Regions from separate parts of the Homo sapiens genome. Here region 2 is linked to region 1. A link is an interaction called in ENCODE POLR2A ChIA-PET data of the cell type or tissue named here. Cell type or tissue: B cell. All regions are shown on one strand. Each heading gives the region's core, and the rest is flanking DNA. Links, peaks and the distances in the headings are about the cores only. Region 1 has its middle 81 kb from the start of CLHC1. Region 2 overlaps RTN4 (reticulon 4).

The links. Peaks named below come from ENCODE experiments on the same cell type or tissue, not always from the same donor. Only the 100,000 strongest peaks of a DNase experiment are listed, where the experiment ranks them.
Region 2: POLR2A ChIA-PET joins it to region 1 with 6 read pairs; 6 of 35 experiments call an interaction of 5 or more read pairs at or near these places.

Annotation. Positions count from the first base shown.
Region 1 is chr2:55,149,470-55,152,389 of GRCh38, forward strand. No RefSeq gene overlaps it. Among named protein-coding and RNA genes, the nearest start is that of CLHC1, 81 kb to the right of the region's middle. RefSeq lists an enhancer at 1,467-1,516. In B cell, for the core only: no CTCF peak of the experiment used is centred there; a DNase peak (open chromatin) is centred at 1,592; H3K27ac peaks cover 895 bases.
Region 2 is chr2:54,989,632-54,992,551 of GRCh38, forward strand. The region is part of intron 3 of RTN4 (reticulon 4); the gene reads right to left. Among named protein-coding and RNA genes, the nearest start is that of RTN4, 59 kb to the right of the region's middle. In B cell, for the core only: no CTCF peak of the experiment used is centred there; no DNase peak of the experiment used is centred there.

The sequences.
Region 1 (2,920 bases), core at 204-2,703:
ATTTCTTGAGCCCAGGATTTGGGAAACCAGCCTGGCCAACATGGCAAAACCCTGTCTCTACAAAAACACACACACACACACACACACACACAAAACAAAAACAAACAAAAAACCCACAAAAATTAGCCAGGTGTGGTGGCACACATCTGTAGTCCCAGGTACTTGGGAGGCTGAGGTGAGAGGGATCACTTGAGCCTGGGAAGCAGAGGTTACAGTGAGCTGAGATCATGCCACTGCACTCCAGCCTGGGCGACAGAGCAAGACCCTGTCTCAAAAAAGAAAGAAATACAAATTCTTGGGCCCCACCCTGGAGCCACTGAATCAGAAGCTCTGTGGGTAGGCCCAGCAAGCTGTGTGTTAACAAGCCCTCATGTACAGGTGATTCCAGTGCACATTTAAGTTTGACAAACACTGGACTATAGCATTAAGTACCCTCTGGAGCTTGCCATCTGAGAGATCTTGTGTTCAGTCCTTATCGCGTCATCAGCAATATTGAGAGCATGGATGTCACAAAGAGGAACAAACACCATCCATCCCTTTAAAGGATTTCCAAGGAGGCCACAACATTACTCTTCCCATTCAGATCACTGAGGTTGGCCAATGCCATACTCTGCTCATACAACATTTCTCTCCTTTCCCATCGCCCCACCTCTGTTCACTCCCGTTATGTGTGTGTCAATTATCCTAACTGCCCCATCACACTGTGATTCCGAAAGCAAGAACCATAGTTTTTTTCTTCTTTATGTAATCTTTGTTTTCTGTGCCCATCAAACCCAGGGAAACAATTAATGGCAATACGACCGGGTCTTTGATTCCTGATTCTCCACCCAGTCACCACTGGGTTATTAGAAGTTCAAGCTCCACACTGGGTCCCCACTATTCCCAAACATGCCCCATGACTACACTGCTCAAGAGAATTATGAAGCCAGGTGCAGTGGCTCATGCCTGTAATCCCAGCACTTTGGGAGATCAAGGTGGGAAGATCACTTGAGTCCAGGAGTTTGAGACCAGCCTGGTAACATGGTGAAACCCCATCTCTACAAAAAATTAGCCAGGCATTATGGCACATGCCTGTAGTCCCAGCTGCTCAGGAGGTTGATGTGGGAGGACCGCTTGAGCCCAGGAGGTTGAGGCTGCAGTGAGCTGTGACTAATAAAAGAAAAGAAAAAAAAAAGGCGGGGCACAGTGGCCCATGCCTGTAACCCCAGCACTTTGGGAGGCTGAGGCGGGTGGATCACCTGAGGTCAGGAGTTTGAGACCAGCCTGGCCAACATGGAGAAACCCCATCTCTACTAAAAATACCAAAAATTAGCCAGATGTGGTGGCAGGCACCTGTAATCCCAGCTACTTAGGAGGCTGAGGCAGGAGAATCACTTGAGGTGGGGGTTGCAGTGAGCCGAGACTGTGCCACTGCACTCCAGCCTGGGCAACAGAGCAAGACTCCATCTCAAAAAAAAAAAAAAAAAAAGAAAGAGAGAGAGAGAGAGAGAGAGAATTATGGTCCCTCACTACTTCCCCTAGTGAAAAGAGGAGACCAACAGAGCCCACTGCTGCTGGCAGCAGAGACCAAGGCCTTGTCTCCCACTGGCCTGTCGCTCACCACGTCTCACAGCTCAGCTTTCACTTCTGTCTTTCATTGCAGAAGGGGAAGCATCTCTTTTCACCAGTGATGACAATTCCTGAGTCCTATAAGACTCCTCCCATCTGCCAAAGAAGTCTGATATTTTCAACACCTGTGAAAAGATGGGAAAAAAAGAAATCTGGTATTTATAGCTCTGTCTGCAGATGACTGAGGCATTCTCAGAACTAGACAAGACAGTATTGAACAATACCTTCCAATGTCTTACTCCCACCAACCGTGAGCTGGTTGTTCAAGGTCAGGATAAACAGAGATGTAAATTTCTTCCACCCCACAGTAAGTTCCTTCTCCATGTAGGGTATCAGGATCATCCACTCTCTCCCCTCTTGGTGTATAATTATGAATATACATGAAATTTTTACAATCCTAGGACTCAACTTAAGTTTCAAAGTAAATCTTAGGAGACTCTCAGAAAAAGATAAGCGCTGATGGCCTTTCCTGATGGCCTAGAGCTCCTGGAGAGGTGGATCCTCATTACATTCCTTCTCTGTGGTGCCTATCATGGCACTTTCACCATGTGAAAAAAGGGAAATGTTCGACAAGCAAATAAATGCATTATCAAAATTTCGTCTCATCTTAGAAAATGCAAAGCAAAGCCCAGAAGAGAAGGCCCATACGGGTAGTTAGTTTTTAGGAAAAAGTGAGTAGAAGGAAAGTTGGGCAGGTCCCTGCCTGGGCAGTGCATATTCAGATGTGCAACAGGCATGTAGGGGGAAGGGAGGCTGGAGGCCTGAGGCCTGGGCAGGTGGAGAAGGGCATGTGAAGAAAATGGACATATTGGGGCTGAAAGAGGGAAACAATAATGTGGAAAAATGAGACAGGAAAAGAAAAAGAAGTCAACATGGGAAGATGCCAAATATCTATTTTGCCAAGCCTGCAGCTAGCTCAACAGAGAGGACCAGAGTAGAGAAGTTTCAGTATAAACAAGTAAGAAAATGACCTGGGATTTCTGTACAAATGACTCTGTCCTCCAAAGACAGGCAGGGGTAAGAGTCTGTGTCACCCAAATATCTAAGAATCCACTGTGGAGGTCCTAGTCTTAGTTCTGGTCTACATTGTCTATCCTCTCTGGATCCCACAAGACTTAAGAGTATTTATCATACTTTGCCTATGAGAGTGCAGCTGCCTCCTGCTCTGGAGTATACACTTGTTCTTGGCAAGAGCAACATCTCACAATGAGTTTCCAGCCATCACAACACCTAGAAGGGTATGAGCACAGTGTAGACACTTGCTGATGGGACTGCAATCAGAGGTGAAAACCAGAAAAGTGGTGCAGACTTT
Region 2 (2,920 bases), core at 124-2,623, 160 kb before region 1:
TGATTCTTGAAGGTCTTGTCCAACATTACAATTCTAGGAAAGATAAGACATATAAAAGCAAGTCAATGAAGGTATAAAATAAACATTGCACTGCTATAAGAACTCAGAAAAGGGAAAAACTGGAAGAAATGTTAAGACTGTGAAATACTGTAAATGGAAACTGAGCTGGGTCTTGAAGAATGAATGCGACCTAGAAAACCTAAAGGTACAGGCCTAACTGTAAGCATCTTTCTGCTAACAGTGGTTCTAATAATTAATGCCTTTTTTTTTATTAGGAGGGTACAGTGAGAGAACACGGGGAGTGATGATAAAGACAGCCCTTGGTAGGATCACTCTTTCCTGTGAGGCTGCCTTTGTACCCTACAACGGTGACTTAATACACACAAACAGAAAACTTAGGTTCTATAGTTGGGTCACCTAGACTAAAAAAATGGTTGAATAACTTACGAGCTACGTGACCTCAGGAAAGTCACTAAAGTCCTCTATATTTCAGTTTCTTCATCTATAAAATGTATATTAAAATAGGAATGAACAAAAGGCATAAAGTTTCTAGATAGAAAGGAGAAAAAACTTTTGAGATTTACTGCACCCCAGGGTGACAACAGTCAATAGTTGTATGTATTTCAAATAACTGAGAGTAAATTTCATGTCTCACCACAAAAATAATAGGTAACAAGGCGGTACTTTAATAAGTTTGATTTAATCACACCACATTGTATACATGTCAAAACATATTGTACCCCATAAATATATACAGCTATGATTTGTCAATAAAAAAATAGGAATGATCTCATTGAGATGTGATTCACTAGATTTTTCATTAGTAAGATAATTAATGTAAAGCACTTAATAGAGTACATAGCATACAATAAATTCTTAATAAATGTCAGTGCTATTTGTTGCTGTTATTATTACCACAATCACAATCATCTTACTCAATACTTAAATAGTAAATACATAAAGAAGAAAATTTCAAACTTATTATTAACTTTAGGTTAATAAACTATACTGTTGTGTTATATTGTAAACATGTTACTTTATAAACCATATGGGAAAGAATTTTAAAGCTTATCTAAGTTTTTACTATTATAGGGTAAGTAAAAGCTAATAGCCCAAAGGAATCAGCAAGTAAGGTGTACCTCAAATATATTTTTCTTTTACTTTTTTTTTTTGAGACAGAGTCTCGCACTGTCGCCCGGGCTGGAGTGCAGTGGCGCGATCTCGGCTCATTGCAAGCTCCGCCTCCCAGGTTCATGGCATTCTCCTGCCTCAGCCTCCCGAGTAGCTGGGGCAGGCGCCCGCCACCATGCCCGGCTGATTTTTTGTTTTTTTAGTAGAGACGGGGTTTCACCGTGTTAGGAAGGATGGTCTCGATCTGCTGACCTCATGATCCGCCCGCCTCGGCCTCTCAAAGTGCTGGGATTACAGGCGTGGGCTACCATGCCCGGCCTCTCAAATCTATTTTTCATATGAACAAATGCTCCTTTATAAAAGTGGTTCTCAAACTGCTCAGAAACATTAATTAACCTTCAAAATCACTATTGGTGAGAAGTTAAAGTAAATGCAGATGTACTTGCTATTTTTTACCATCATTAAAAACTACTCAGTAAAACCTGGCCATGAAATCAATGACTTTAGATTTGAGAGGTTTGCACTGTACAACATAAATTAATGTCTAATCAAACTTCCTAATATTATAACAGAGTTACTGTTTAAACAGGTGTAGTGACTATATATGAATTATTTATAATTAGTCTATAATTTCTACCTAAATGAATATGGTAGAAGGAAATATCAGGACTGGGATTCAAGAGACCCACATCCTAGCATGTACCAGCTCAGCAATTGTGTGATTTTGGATACGACTCCAACCTCTCTGGCCTTCAGTTTTATCGTCCATAAAGGGCATTAATCTTCTAATCTCTCTTTTCCCTTAAGGAATTAACATGACCCACAGTCAGTACAAAGATACACACATTAGTACTGCATTCAAATTCCCTGTCAGTGGATCCAAACCGATGAAGTTTTACTACTGGGGCATTATCTGTGCTCAATATAATTTTAAAATATTTCCTTCCTTTTTAGATCTAGATTTTTTTGGGGAGAAGGAAGCTTAAATATTTTTATTCATACCAGTCTTCTGATTTGAACCTTCCTAGAAATATCTTAAGTACCAGACATTATTAAAACTTTAGGAAAATAACAAATTCATATTCCTACAATTTTTCAAGCAATTATAAACTCTATCATTATGGCAACTGTATGAGAGAAACTTTTTAAAAGTTTGAAAAATGATACGCTTAAGCCTGATAGATGTTTTGATTGCTGATCTACATTCTCCAATCTCCACACCTCCTTTATGCCAAACACTGCAGTAGCCTATACAACATTATCTCTTTCAATTATTAAAACCTAATGAGCCACTATGCAAAGTGGGTTATGCCTGTAATTCCAGCACTTTGGGAGGCCGAGGTGGGAGGCCAGGAGTTTGAGACCAGGCTGGGAAACACAGAGACCCCTCATCTCTTAAACAAACAAACAAACCTAATGAAAGGTAGGCTTGAAAGAGTGAAACCCAGCTCCTACATGACTAGACCCAGATCACATCATTAATAAGTGGCAGAACATGGATCTGAACCCAGGATTCCTATGGATAAAAACTCATATTCTCCATTGTATGATGCCAAATTGAAGGCTTAGCTGATTAAAGTGCTTCAAAATGTTATACGTGTGCATGCATAACAAATGGGCAAAGTGTAGGCAGATAATTACAACATGCAAGATGAATCATAAAGGCCAAGAAGAAAAGCTAAGTGAAATTAACAAGATAGTTTAATCAATAAGGGACAAATTTTAATGTGAATATTTCACCTACTGTTAGACCCAAAAACCGAGAACAGGGCTTTACTCCAATATATTT